Regions from separate parts of the Mus musculus genome. Here region 1 is linked to region 2. The links are chromatin loops, found by intact Hi-C in ENCODE. Cell type or tissue: left cerebral cortex. All regions are shown on one strand.

What was found. Hi-C counts contacts between places; a loop is a spot of excess contacts. Peaks named below come from ENCODE experiments on the same cell type or tissue, not always from the same donor. Only the 100,000 strongest peaks of a DNase experiment are listed, where the experiment ranks them.
Region 1: a loop joins it to region 2, with 2.3 times the contacts of the local background. A loop is called at or near these places in 2 of 42 quality-filtered maps.

What each region holds. Positions count from the first base shown.
Region 1 is chrX:110,710,121-110,718,120 of GRCm38, forward strand. No RefSeq gene overlaps it. Among named protein-coding and RNA genes, the nearest start is that of Gm26108, 91 kb to the left of the region's middle. In left cerebral cortex, no CTCF peak of the experiment used is centred here; no DNase peak of the experiment used is centred here.
Region 2 is chrX:110,807,844-110,815,843 of GRCm38, forward strand. It overlaps Pou3f4 (POU domain, class 3, transcription factor 4), which reads left to right and starts at 6,536. Exons shown (of 1, transcript NM_008901.2): 1 at 6,536-8,000. The coding sequence starts at 6,622. The coding sequence ends at 7,707. In left cerebral cortex, no CTCF peak of the experiment used is centred here; DNase peaks (open chromatin) are centred at 3,453, 5,691, 6,460, 7,199 and 2 more places; H3K4me3 peaks cover 2,106 bases; H3K27ac peaks cover 215 bases.

The DNA of each region.
Region 1 (8,000 bases), 98 kb before region 2:
TTATAATTATGTTACTTCAAAACAACTTGTGGGATAGGTGTTAATAACATCTTTACATCATAAAAGGAAAGGAGCTACTTCTTACATATACAGAACATGTTCAATAATTGATATTTCTATGTACCTCAATATAGGTTTGTGGAGTCTGAAGAAGTTACTGTGGATTTGCCATTGCTTTTTACATTTGATATCTGAAATAGAAATCTTTAGCTACAGTTTTTGCTCATAGTGAATCTAAAAACTTTAATGTTCCAAAATAACTTTTTCAACATCTTTACATGAGTTCTTATAACATGGATTAGGTTAAGGAAAGAGCCCTAAAAAGAAGCAACATATTGTGGATATGGAATCAAAGTATCTGCTTCATTTATTTGTTCTAAGATTTATTTAGATTTTATTTGTTTCTTTCTGTATGTGTGTGTGTGGGGGGGGGGGGGTGTTGTGGGAGTAGGTGCACAGAAGTGAAGATGAAGCTTGAAGTAGACATCAGACCCACTGTAACTGACATGAATGTGGAAGACTAAACTCGAGTCCTCTGCTAGAGTGCTATGAACTCTTAAGCATGAAGCCAGCTCTCTACCCTATCAACGTAAAACTTTATCAGCACTCAATAAATACAAATTCCCAAGTTGAAATTAGGCAAATTCTCCTGTGGATGTAATTTTAGTTTTAGGAACAATAACACTAAATAGTTTACATTAGAGTTGTCCCGGAAAACTGGGGGCACATGACCACTATACCTATGTAACAGAAGGACAACTAAGACAGAACTGAGCAGATGTTTTAACACTGTGCATACACATGCTTAATTTGTAAAGATTTTATGCATGTTTGAGGAAAACACACTATAGCTGTGTTTTTAAATTGCTCTGTTCAGTCTTTTCAGAAGTGTTTAAAATATTCAGAACAACAAAAGCCCAGAGCCCCCTCTGAGAAGCAGTAGAGTTCTGAGAGGAAGCCAAAATTTTAAAAATGTAGATTTTTGTTAAAGTGATCCCTTATGATGTTAATGACCCGTGAAGAAAAGGAAATGCTCCCTGGCTTTAATGGAAAAGCAAAGTCCTAAAGTAGCTAGTCTTCCCAAATTTAATGGGAAAACTTGCTATATTTTTTGAACAGGAGTAGAAAATACTGTGTCTCTACATTCCCAGACAGTAGACCTGCCAATCTGATTTAGCATAACCTAAATTTTGAGAGAGTCGAGTGATTCTTCTGACAGAAACATTCATCTAATAACTTACACTGCTAACTCAAGTTGAAATAAGTATAAAAATTTATCAAGGGTTCTTTAATAAACTTTAAAATTAAGCATACCTCCTTTATGAAGGGACCATATACTCATTAATAATCATTTCATTTCTTTTCATAAATTATAAATAGCTCCACCTTCCCTTGATCCAGAAATATATCCTAAGCATTACTTTTTAAAATGTAAGTAAGCATTTATTGAATTATATTTTAATTCTTTTTGTATAAGTCTGTGAGTGCTTTATGTGCAATAGTAAACACTTGTCTAGAAGATGTTCAACAAATTACTGCTGAATTAATGAGTGGGTACTGTAACCACAATGCAGCTGTACGTTAGCAAAGTACTTCATAGTTTTCCATATTATTCTCCTGAATGAGAGAGAGAAGGCAATTTATACATTTAAATGAGTTTAAACATTGCTAAATAATGAAAGGCATACACACACACACTTTCTTAATCTATTTCTCTGTAGGTGGTACCTAGGTTTATTTGATCCATTTGTTGATTCTACCTAAGTTGATTCTATAACAGGTATGGTGAATGCTAGTAAACATGGGTGTACAGTTATCTTTATTGTATGCTGACTTGGATGCTTTTAGGCACATAATCGGGAGTATATAGTCAGGTATATAATCATTAAAAGGACATGAGTTAATGAACCCATATCAACCTGTTGAAACAATCACATGCACGTAATTTTAAAAGATAAACTAGAGGATTATTCATCAACTAATGGATAATAAATTCCTAAAAAATAAAGTAGGACCTGATCTAACTACGTCTATAATTCTTGATTATATACACAGATGCATGGGTTAAGAAAATGTGTGTGTGTGTGTGTGTGTGTGTGTGTGTGCTTTTAAAAGTAATAAACAGAGTTAGAAATATATCATTTTTAGGAAAGTTAATTGAGCAGAAAAGTGTGTTAAGAAAAGTAAATCAGATCCAGAAAGACAAATATTGCATATTTTCTTACATATGGAGGATAATATATTCAAATTAGAAAAGAAACTATTCAGGAAGAGGAAGAGAACCAGTGAGAATGGGAATGGAAAAAAGAAAAAGTACATTGTAATCATTATGAAAATCTCATAATAAAACGAATCATTTTGCATAATATATGCCAATAGAATTTGTAAAAGTTAAAGCAAACTATTAAAGCTTATACCAAAATGATAAGTTGAAACAAAGCAAGAAAAAACTCACTTCTTTACTAATAACCAGGGAAAAATGAATTGTACAGTTATATGCTAAATTTAATTATAATTTATTTAAAAGAAAAAGTTTTAAGATTATGCAAATATAAAAAAGCAGGTAGTAGATAGGCAAATAAGATATTCACTCAATACAGAAGAGGCCATAGTATAACACTTCATACCTCCATTTTGTATTTAAGTAAACATCAGTCCAAATTTGTGTTTCATTTTAAGGCAAATGTTAACTCATTGGACACTATGTAGCATGAGCCTATGGGCTGATAAGTATCTGAAATCATCACAAATAAGTACCAAGAAATACTGGAAGATAGAAAGAAAATGATTACATTTTGTTCATTCTAACAATATTGACATATGAATTGGGAAATGTGTTCTATGTCGGCCTCTAGAAAATGAAATTATAGTTATAAAGTAGAGTGGAAAACATCCAAATACCATTGAAATACTATTTCCATGAATGTTTCTATGAAAGTAGGTATGAGCTGGAGAGGTGGCATATCAGTTAAGAGCACTTGAGAAGGGGAGGTGGATGTGGGAGGGTTGTGTGTGGGGGAATGTGGTCAGAATTACATGAAAAAATTAAAATACAATGGAGCATTTGCTGTGCTATATGTTTGGATCCCAACATTCAGATAGGAAGCTAGGAATCCCACAAATGCTTGTATCTCCAGTTTCAAAAGACCAGATGTCCCCCTTTTTACACATCACGGTTATAAGCATACATTCACGTGTATATATACTCAGACACACATACACAAGTGAACACATACATAAATAAAACAAACATTGTAAAAAATAATGCTTTTCAAAAGACACATTAGTTCCTGCATATGGTGTCTAAGTTGAAACTATGAGACTCCTAAATAAGTATACTGAAACATACATTCCCGTAATGGAAAGATGAATTAATTAATAACTCTTAATGTTCTATAATTCTGTGGAACAAAGACTAAATTCATAAGAGGTACACAGGTTAAAATTTGAATTACAAAGTTTTTAATTCCTTTGTTTACGAGTGGTTCATGAGTAAACGTCAAGATGACAGGTAGCCAAAGATAGGACAAAGAGTATACTTTACTCTATACTTCTCCATAATGTAGTGAACAGAGCTACAGGGCAGGGCAACTACAAGTCCTTTTCACTTGGGCCTCACCCTTCTATTTCTTCCATTACCATTTACTTTTGTATATGTAACCAGCCCAGACTATAAATGATGTTAAAAATTGCTTACTATTTGCATACCTTCATAACTATTTGAAATTACCTGTTGATTAAATATCTTGACTAGCCTACATCCTTTACTAATACTGTATTTATTAATTTCTAATTAATATGATAATGTATAAGCAGGTAACCTCCTAGTCACATATATTTGATAAAATTTCATTTGCATTACTGATACATCGTGTATCATTAGTATATGGAAAACAATGTTTTCTTATGCAAAATATCTGTGTCATAGTTCGGAAAGTAATAAGTGAAAAACAAAAGTTATTTCAGCATTTATAATATTATTCAAATGATATGATAAATATAATAAAACCTATTATTTTGCATTGGAAAATTATAAGTTAAATTGCAGCAAACAGAACATTGAGTATTTTATACAAAATCTCTCTCTCTCTCTCTCATTCTTTTAAAAGCATAAATTTAATTGCAATCGATCTTCAGCCTAGAAGCCCTAGTTGTTTCTTTTTAATTTGAGAAAAAAAAATATGAGTGTTTCTTGTCCTTTGCCTACCCCTAGTGGCAAATTAATCAGCCACTGGTAGTCAAGATACATTTCATCATCCACTTTAAGGACCTTCAACTTATGGAATTAGCACTTTGGACTTTTGCCAAGTAGAAACCAATATAGAAGAAAATAAAAGCAGACAAGAAGTTTAAGAGAAGGCTTTAGATTTTGCTAACTGTCCTAAGGTGGCACAACATCTGACCTTCTTATGACCCCACTGAGGACAGACTGTTGTAAGTGAAGGCATCTCCTAGCCAAACATTCTTGCTACACTCATATTTCTAATTGAGCACCGTGAAGAAATGCCATTACTGTTAATGTTCTTTCTCCAGATCTACATTTCAGATAATACTCATCCTTCCGCTTGATCAATTCTACAAAGAGAAATTTGAAGCAGGAAGCTGGTGAGCTCATTTTCCAGTTCAGAAATTCTTAAAAGAGATTAGCCCATAGTTAGGTAGGTATTTTACTGTAAATTAATTTTAGATACGTGTAAGAAATGACCTCAGATACTGTCCCATATGTTTCTTTTGACAGTAGTGTTGCCTTTTGAAGTTATTGTCCAAATTTAACCAGTTCAATGAGAAAAGTTTTCCAGCAGAATTTTCAAAAGAACCTCCACACCATCAAATGTTGTCCTTAGCTCTCCAAGAAGCCTGAAAATTCCTTCAGTAGAGTAAAATTCAGGATATGCACATGCATTAAAACACAGCCAACTTTTCAAACTATAGATTTTATTGTCTTAAGGCATTTCCTCAAGATATATATATATATATATATATATATATATATATATATATATATATTTGGTTTTTCGAGACAGGGTTTCTCTGTATAGCCCTGGCTGTCCTGGAACTCACTTTGTAGACCAGGCTGGCCTTGAACTCAGAAATCTGCCTGCCTCTGCCTCCCGAGTGCTGGGATTAAAGGCGTGCGCCACCACGCCCGGCACAAGATATATATATTTTTTTTAATTTAAGCATATTTCTAAATGTCATTCTGTAACATATCAGTCCTCTCTCGGTAACTGAAAAATATTTCATGCATATTTACATTTTTATTTGCAAATGCAATTAAAATGAAATTGTGAGAAGGACAAGAGTGTGGGAAACCATGTAATGTAATGATAGCAACATGATCACGTAATCTGCATCTGGGTGTTACCAAATGTAAGTTTTATTTCCAAATAGAAAAAAATGACTAACTTTACTTTTCTTTGGTAATACGGCATGCAACCATTATTCTCATCAGCCATATAGCAAATACCTAATTTTACCACAAGGGAACTCAGATGAGACAACAACTGGAGTACAAAACCAAGAGTCACTCTCAGAAATCATGTTACACGGGGCAAGGGCTCATGGTAGAGTCTCTTCAAATACAAACCTTAGCATGAAGAAAATGAAGACCAGTATTTGTATAACATCTCTTCATCTGCAAATAATATTCACAAATGTTATGCTAAGTTTCCCTCACTACAGTCTTAGAAGGGGGTTATTGCCTTATGGAGAAGTGGGTATTTACTATATACTCTTAACAGGCTTCAGTAAGAACTGTGAGCTCTCAGCTCTAAAAAGGAATCAACGTTTTAGACACTCTAACTTTTTATATTGGAATAAAAGTTTGTTTTGGATAGACTTTGTTTGAAAATGAGAGATGAAAGTGAAGCTGGCTCAAATCACAAGCACTTATTATAGAATCAACAAATAACCAATACAGAAGCTCTCCTCCAATTTGGGGGATAATTGCTTCAATTTGTGACCCTGCTTGATACATAATAAAAGTTTCCCAAGTAAATAGGATTTAAAAACTCTATCTTCTTAATATATCATTCACTATAACTCTATGAAAGATATATTATTTGCTCTATTATGTAGGCTAAAGGGCAAATATAGAAATTATGTGATTTCAGTTACGCACATATGCATTTTAAGAGTTAAAGTAGTGAAGACTCATAAATTATGAAAACACCTATTAGAGCATATTAGATTATTGCTTATCAGATAAGACCTGCCTGTCCAGTTTTTAATTCCATTTTCAGTTACCCATAGCTCCTGAGAATTGACTTATATAATAAGTAGTTACTATTAAAAAAAAAAAGCAGAAACAACTTTGATTTGTTTTTAATCTTCTTAGCTAAAACTCTAACACAAGATATTCTAATTAATATATTTTCTTAAAAATAAGGAGTTTTTTTAACAATTTTTTCTTCATATGAACAAAAATAATTTACACAGCTGTGTTAGGAACAATTTTTAAAGCTGGAAAATTTTTATGTTTAACTGTTTTTGTTTTGTTTTTAACTAACATGATGAGGTATTGAGCTGAGTTAACAAATGTTAAGTTATTTTGGTGCGTTTATGTATGTGTGTCTATGTCTGTATCCATTTACAAAACACTATGCATTTTGACAGTATCTTCCAGGTAACATAGGAAAGAATTTTATATGGAGGAAATCCAATTCTAAAAAGGCCATCTTAGTTTTACACATCTCACTGTCTTCATTTTGTGCCATAGGGGGAGAAAATTTTAAAAGATGATGTAGTTTTGCAAGAAAGAAATTACAACATTAAAGCAAAAATCATATTTTTTCTTTCCATAAGTTTTAGGGCTGACCCAACAGTGAAATAGTCACGCTTTGTTTCACAGCGAAGAATGTTTAATCGAAGTTCCCAAATACATTCCGATTAAGTTTATGAGGACCGGCCAGTGTGTCCTCAGATAAATTGCATTGCAGGTATCTATGTTAGGATCTCATTGCAAAATTAATATGTGTGCTAGTGATCTACTACTTTGAGAAACTGGAAAATTCATTAATTATTCTAAATTTCTGTATTAGTAATTATCAACAAGATGAAAATATAATATCTCTCACTCTCCTCTCTCTTCTCTCCTTCTCCATCCCTCCCTCCCTGCCTCCGTTCCTCCTTTCTTTCTTCTCCCCCCCCCCCCTCCCCCTCTTCCCCTTCAAGTATATTTGTAGAAACAGGGAAAGAAAAATATCTCCACCCTCAACCACAAAAAAATCTCTAAAACTAGTTGAAAATTAAAATAATGCTAGCCCACTCCTAAGCAATTTTATCAGTCATTCATGTTAGCCCTTTTTCTCAAACTAAACAATCAAAATGATTTGAACAAAAATTTAATATAAGAGAATTTTTAAAAAAAATACACTTCACTTATGCTTAGTTATGTAATTTTTCTTTCCATTCAGAAAGGGGTAAAGGACCATGAGATTGGGATAAATTAATATTTAGTAGGTATTTTAACCACTAAAATCTTTTCTGAGTGCATACCTCACAACCTACTTTCAGTCCTTCTTTGATATGCTATTTGTTGTCAGCAATGACACATTTTATTTACACTAACCAACCTCATCTTAAAGGAGATTTCTGCTCACAGAAAATAGCCACTACTTCTAGAATATCTATGCAGTAACGTATACAGTTTCCCTCCTTATTGTCCCCTAAAATTATAAGTACATAAAATATTATTTTAATATTCTACTAAAATGTATGGCCTTTCTAATAGAAAAAAACTATAATTTTGGTATTGTTATACTACATCCATATTTTAATTTCTACTCCTACTCTTTCCATTTAAAATTCTAATTTGGAGTTAAAATACAGACAAAAAGCCATATAATAAGAAAAAAGCAAGATAGTCATTAAATTTCATAAAAATGTATTTACAGAGCCTAAGTTTCATTGACAGGATGCTCTGTGTGTGAGCATATATAATGATTAAAAATTTACCAAAAGCCATGAATGCCATTTCACTGTCACTTCCTTTGATTAAC
Region 2 (8,000 bases):
TAAGATCAGCCCAAGTCATTTCACTCCATCAGTTTAACAGCAAAGATCCCCAGGAAGTGACAGGCCCTGTTACTTCCTAGAATGTTTCTCTTATTTGGATTAATTTTCTATGGTTACTTTTAGCTGTAGCCCTCCTTTTGTTGGTGAAAATAGACTTGTAATTTCCAAAACACCAAAATAAAGAGCATGCTAAACCGAAGTAATTCACGAAGTAAGAAGATCTGCTGAGTGCCAGGTTCTTCTAATAGACAATTGAGTGAGCTCTTACACTTGACAAGAGGCTCTGTAAAAATTTTGAATATAAAATACATGCACAGAAATGTGCTCACATGTGTACGTGTATAAATACATACTCTGGGCCAATTTATGTGTTCATAAGAATTGGAAACCAAGTATCAGATTGGATAAACCACTTCTGAAGTAAAGGACCAAGATTCCACAAACCCAGAAGGTCAGAGCAAAGTGAGCTCAGTGGAAAGAAACAGTACAGAAAATGGTGCTTTTAAGAATACCCAGAAAGCCAGAAGTCCTTCTTAAAGCATTCACAGAAGTGGAAGCACCCAAGATGTCTTTCTTTCAAAGTGTAAAACTTCCGTAAACATGCTTCTGTGTGAGATATATATATATATATGTTGGTCTCATAGCCCTTAACATGGTTCAGTTCCCATTCTTTCTATAACAGCAATTTTAAAATGTACCAATTCTAACATCTGGCTACATTTGATCTTTTGGTTTTCCTCATCATGTGACTCCAAAAGTGTAGATGAACCCTGCATATTTACCAAATTATCTACTAAAAAATAAAAGATCATTCATAAGGAGTCAGTATTTCTATATATAACAACCCTTCCTATATTACTATAATGTGTTCAGGTATGAGAAATTCTAGTCACTTCATATATCTAGTATTCTATATAGTAATCACTAATAACAGGGTATAAGAACAAATATCATGAGATCTCTGATGAAACCAGAGATTTATTTCAAAAATACATGTTAAAACATAAATAATTCTATGAAGAAAGAAATTAATTTCAATTTGGATGTCAATTAAGCACTAAAATTACTTATTTAAAGAGCACATATTGTTCACCTAGATGCCATGTATGAATATTTCCAATATGACTTCATAGAGTGTTAAATAACAGATCAACTTTTATGCCCTCTGATCTACCATTCAGATACAAAGACTTTTTTCATATTTAAATATATCGACCATTTTTTAACTTTAGAGTTTAATAGAATTAAAACAAAAACTATTGCTGCCATTTATGTATAGAATCATTCTATGACTCCACATAAAATAAAAAATAGAATAGTAATTCTGTATTGGATCTGTATTTTGTAAAACTGTCAACTGGTTCTACTCAGTCAGCAGTGCAAAACAAGTAACTGACAACCAACCCCCTGCAATTATTCTTAGACACCTCAAAACCTGATGGGAGGGTGATAGCCATGCTGAGTACTACAGAATCTTGTCTCCTTAGAGTTCATTCCCCAAGAGCCCATAAGATCAAGATTCATGTACTGACAATAGCAAAACCAAGGAAAGAGGTGACCCCAGGGGAGAAACTGAGACTGGGTCAAGATCTGGGGTAATGTAGCTGTGGAAACAAGCATCCTTTCCCTAAGCAGCCAAAGCCTCTATTGTCCTTTCTAATATTCTAACCATCCTGCCTATGCCTCAGCCACACAATTCCAGAGCATTTTCCCAATCAACATTAAATTTTTCTAGCAAATAACTAGTTCTCACAGATTGTGGTATTCATAATAAAATTGCAATATTATAGTTTTGTACATTAACCTGTTTCTATTGCAATTTCTACTGTATGCTACTACACATTCCTTTCCCTCCTCCTTTATATCTGAAGATTTTTCACATTCAAGGAAAGACAACAACAACCTTTAAAATGAACTTCATTGCATTTGAGTCTTTGGTATGACCAATGCTGTTTAAATTATTATATTTTAAATTATCATCCATAATATTGTGAGCTTCTTATTTTACCTTGCTATATTTTTTAAAGAAAGAATATAAAGACAAAAAGAAAGATGGAAAGGGAAGAAAGAAGAAAAATACAAGACAGATAAAAAGGAAAGAAAGAAAAGAATGGGACACATAAGATGAGCGACAGTGAGGAGTATGCTGTTCTGAAGGGTAGCTGTGCCTCCAATCCAAAATGTCTTATGAGCTCAATGTACAGATACTGGGAGAAAATGCCTCTTTCTCTGCTGCTTTCAGAAGCTGTTCAATTGTGTTCCCTTCTTTATGTTCTCCTGGCTTTCAAAAAGAAAAGATACACTTGTCCCTAGCAAACCCGATCTAACTTGTCCTGCTTCCAAAGTGAACTTGTGGTGAAGGTGAAGTTTTCAGTCTAGAGGTCATGCCCACGTGCCACGTCCTACTGTCTGCAGCTTCATGCTATATTACACACAATGAAATCTGGCCTTTTAGACGCCTTTCCCAACCCCCCACCCCCACCCTCTGCCAGCTTCAGCTCCCAACAGCCTTTCTCCTCCCTTCACCAATTTGTACACATAATGAGAACCTTAATAATCTACACTCAAATATTAAATCTGCAGGAGTCATGATCACTATGGCTGGGGTGCTTTCAGAATCAGTCTGGATGCAGGCTGCTCAGCTGCAGCCATGCTAGCATGCTTCTACAGGAGCCTGAATTACATTAATCTGCTTAATTTCTTTTGTGAATCCTTCCTTGCTTGGAAACAGAGGGCTTGAGCTTCTGCCGTGACATTCAGAAACTTACATCATTCAATTTTGTGAGGAGGGAAAACTATCAGAAACTCCCAAGCTAAAAATAAACAAAAGTATAAGTAAATCAAGCCAGTCTGACTTTCTTTTCCAAAAGAATTATATTGCCCTCATTGAGAAGAATGAAGGGGTATGAAAAATGTGGGGTGGGAAAGTGGAGTGTGAAACAACTCAACAGGGAATGAAGATGTTGCCCAGTGCTTTCATGATCCAGGAATTGAAACTTCTGCACTCTTGCTGGAGAAAGCTAGTGGATTCACTACTATTACAGTTCCTCTACTTCAAAGCCCAGTTCTTATCTAGAGTGACTTTTAGCTTCTTCCCCCAGCCCTGTAGGTTTGATAGCTATTGTCATATTATTCAAACCATTAGCTCTAGAGGGAATGGGGAAATCAGACTGAGGACCTAGAGTGAACTTCACGATGAGGAGCATATCAAGATATGCCTTTAGCCCAGATGCCAGGGAGAGCAAGCTTGGTAGGGGTGACTTGGAGTTTAAGGCAAATTACAGTCTATGAAAAATAAGTTACCAGCTCTTTGCAACAGTAGCTTCGATTGGACTTATTTTTCTCCCATGTCCAGACAGGGTCGTCTATTGAATGAGGCTCTTTTATTTTGCATGGGGCAGGGGATTTGTGACCATGGTCCCCCCTTTTATTCCTCTCTCTATGGAAACCCAGATCATGGGGAGAAATATGCAAGGCTGAATAAAGAGAAGCCACAGAAAGGAGCTCTTGAGAGCAGCATCTGTTACACTTGGGAAGTTAGACTGACAGGAGAGGGCGAAGGAAACCTCTCTAGTAGATTAGTTAGAACAGCAAGATTTGACTACATGTAGATATTTTCTTCAGAAAGCAAAATACCTCACATTCAAGCGAAGATTTTGTTACAGTTGTCACAGGGAGTGATTTCACTTAATGCAATAGGCATGATCTATATTCATAAAAAAATTTTAAATGAGAGAAGTAGGAAGAGGGGAGAGGAGAGGAAAGGAGAGAAGATGCAAGAGGATAAGCAGGGGAAAAGAAGAGAAAAAGGAAAGATGATTACTGTTCCTAATATACATCTATGTTAAATTAAAAAGTAAAACATAGGGCTGTGAGAAATCTGTTTCTGGGTATAGATGTCCCCTCTTTGCTACCCTCCCCCTACCTCCAGACTTGGAACTAATGGTCTGAGCTACTTTTGCTTTACTAGCAAAACCCAGTTATCAAAGCAAGGCCATGACTAAGAGGAAGGTGGAATCCAAAAAATTCCTGCAAGTCCAAACTAGAAAAGGACCCCCTTTTAACCAAAATTATTTATCAGATAATTATCTTTAACTTCTTAACAGCCAGTCTGAGATAAGCAATTCTTTCACCCAAAAGCAGCTGCTGGGTGGGGGTGGGGAACATACCAAGAACATGGCAATAATAATGATCAGAGTTTTGCACATACATTTCTTCAACACATTTCCTCTGACCTTTCAGCTGACCCAACAAATACTAACAAACGGATCACCAAACAGGCAGCATAATCGAGCACCGAAAACTTCTTTTTGTTTGATTTTAATGAGTTCTTATTTCTTCAGAAGCATAAGCTCAGGCACAAATTGGATTGCATTCTTGTAAAAAGATTATGCATACATTCAGCAGTAAGAAACAGCCTACCTCATTCCTCCACAGAAAAGAGAAGAGAGGTAGAAACAGACACACAGAGATGGAGAGAGAGTGTCTGCGCACCAGAGTGTTAGAGGGAGGGAGGGAAGGACAAGAGGGTGGAAGGGAGGGAGGGAGAGAGGGAGGAAGGAAGGGAGGGAGGGAGAGAGGGAGAGGCAGAGGGAATGAATCGATTTCTAGGTTAAAAGCAGATAAGCCCTTACAATAGGGCATCAGCAAATGAACCTACAATTTCAATGAGGGAGCAAGGAGGATGGCGAAAGATCCTCTCTGCCAGTAATTACTAAGTGTTTATCTTTAAGAGCAAAAGAAAGATTTCAAACAGATGCAAGGTTTTCTCCCCTAAGAAACGCCATTTACATTTACCAATCTCCGCTCCTATTACTTTATGCTGTCATAAAAATAATCACCAATTTCATAGGAAATAGATGCTCCTTAGCTATATAAAGGAATGGCAGAATAAGCTCACCTTGTTCTTATTTTTTTTTTCTCATTTTCTTGCATTTTCTTCAGATCTGTCTTCTTAGAGAAACTAATGCCTTAATGACTTTCTGGTAGCTGCAAGCCTTCTTTTATTTCAGCTAAATATATGAAAATGTATGCAAATTTAAATCAAGCTTAACCTAGGAGCTCTTGCAATATATTTAATGGAATTTCAAACCAATAAGGGAACTCTGATGCCGTCTTCTGTAAGAGCAAATATAATTACACAGCTAGGTTGCCTCCAAAATTACAAAACAAAAGGGCATTTTTAAAACTTCAAATTTGGTGTGGGGTAGTGTGTTTTGCTTTTTCCCAGCTGCTAGTGTAATTCTAAAATCTTTGCATTTCTCCTAACTCTGCTTCCAAGCAACAACACCTTTACATGGGGCTGTGAAGGTAGTGGAGTTAGTCTACTCTGACTCATAAAAGCCTTTCTTTTAACCAAAATTTGAAAAACAGTTGGGTCCCCAAGGCTGAAAGCTAACTCAAGCTTTGTGGCAGTTGTGGAGGGATGGAGGAGTTGAAAAAGATGTCTAGCCACCAAGATCTCTCTCACCGGATTTCTTCCAGTTTTCCCCCACCCCCTTCATCTCCCTGCTCTTCTCTTCCCTCTCTCCTCATTTCTCCTCTCTGATTCTCTAAATTTTCAGAAATTCGTAGAGGAAGCATGATTCTCAATATTTCCTTCTCACTGCCAAGGAAGCAGGATACAAATGTTTCAAAGAGTTGTCAAGGGGCAGCATTAGGCAGGCATGGTGTTATGAATGCCTTCCCTTCTGCCTACTGGGAGTGGGGGAGTGGGTTTTCAGTGTGTCGGGGTGAGCGTGAAAGATGACTGCGGGCTTCAGCAAGCAGCTCCCCTGGCATAGTGGAGAGACCTCTGATGGAAACTGGCAGGGGAGCCAAGATAAAGCCAGGTTTCCAATTAACCAGCAAACTTCAAACTGACTGAGTCTTCCAAAGATCACTTTAAGATTTACATTCCAAAACCTTCATACACTGAATCTAAATTTTAAGAAAAAAAAGGGGGGGGTATCGTTTAAGCTTTTTAATTTCTTATAAATGAAATATAAGTGAGCAACATATACTGGGATAACGTTTATTGGATCATGGAAATTTTATTTGGGGTTCTGACCTAAGACATCGCTCTTTGCTCAAAGTTTGCAGATGCCTTTTATTTTCCCTGTCCACACATTAACCCAAACGCTAACTAAACCGGAATTCTTTCATGCATTAAGATCAAAATGATATTTTAATTTGTTTTATTTATTTGTTTTAATTTAAATAAGTTAAAAGGCGACCTGAAACTGAAGTTAGCCTCCTCGCTGCCCCTCCATACAAATATCTACCTTCTATTTATTCTCTGCCACTAACAGCCTTGTAGTCTCCGGGAGGGGGGAAAGGGTTAACTAAAAGAGCCGCTGCCACTCTGAGCTAGGCAGCCAATGGAGCCTAAAGATTGATTCACTTCCTGCTTGGGTCTCACTGAAACTCCCGAGCTTTGCCAGCCTAATTTGGAAAGCGAGCTCGGCCTCCCGCACCACCATTGGCTGTGTTTATGCCTGGCCAGGCCAAGTCGCACTGCGATTGGCCTCCGCGGGTGCCGGTAACCCGCGCTAGCGGCTTTGGTTCCCCCGCACCATAGATGTCAAAGGCTGAAGCTGCTCCCTTTGCCACATTATAACTAGTAGAGGATCCTCATCGACCATGGCCACAGCTGCCTCGAATCCCTACAGCATTCTCAGTTCCAGCTCCCTTGTCCATGCGGACTCCGCGGGCATGCAGCAGGGAAGTCCTTTCCGCAATCCTCAGAAACTTCTCCAAAGTGACTACTTGCAGGGAGTTCCCAGCAATGGGCATCCCCTCGGGCATCACTGGGTGACCAGTCTTAGCGACGGGGGCCCGTGGTCCTCCACATTGGCCACCAGCCCCCTGGACCAGCAAGACGTGAAGCCGGGACGCGAAGATCTGCAACTGGGCGCAATCATCCATCACCGCTCGCCGCACGTAGCCCACCACTCGCCGCACACTAACCATCCGAACGCCTGGGGAGCGAGCCCTGCTCCAAACTCGTCCATCACGTCCAGCGGCCAACCCCTCAATGTGTACTCGCAGCCAGGCTTCACCGTGAGCGGTATGCTGGAGCACGGGGGACTCACTCCACCACCAGCTGCTGCCTCCACACAGAGCCTGCATCCAGTGCTCCGGGAGCCTCCAGACCATGGTGAGCTGGGCTCGCACCACTGCCAGGACCACTCTGATGAAGAGACTCCAACCTCTGATGAGTTGGAACAGTTCGCCAAACAATTCAAACAAAGAAGAATCAAGTTGGGCTTCACGCAAGCCGACGTGGGGCTGGCACTGGGCACACTGTATGGCAACGTGTTCTCGCAGACTACCATCTGCAGGTTCGAGGCCTTACAACTGAGCTTCAAGAACATGTGCAAGCTGAAACCGCTATTAAATAAGTGGCTGGAGGAGGCTGATTCATCCACAGGAAGCCCGACCAGCATTGACAAGATCGCTGCTCAAGGCCGCAAACGCAAGAAGCGAACCTCCATCGAGGTGAGTGTCAAGGGCGTACTGGAAACACATTTCCTCAAGTGTCCCAAGCCTGCAGCGCAGGAGATCTCCTCGCTGGCAGACAGTCTCCAGTTGGAGAAAGAAGTGGTGCGTGTCTGGTTCTGTAATAGAAGACAAAAAGAAAAAAGAATGACTCCGCCAGGGGATCAGCAGCCACACGAGGTTTATTCGCACACGGTGAAAACAGACGCGTCCTGCCACGATCTCTGACTGGAGGAAGCAAGGAGGTGGCCCGCTGCACTGGGAGCAGTGCTGATACAATTCTCTCTTTACCTTCCTTTCAGCATTACATCCTTTATTGTTGCTATCTCTCTAGCTTGCTAGCTCTTCTTTTCTTTCACAGGGGTTTCTAACTTCTTATGACTTATGTTAAGAAAAGAAACACACACACGCGCGCGCGCTCAGGCAAACACGCACGCACGCGCGCGCGCGCGCGCGCGCACACACACACACACACACACACACACACACACACACATACACACACACATTCAGGCTTCTCA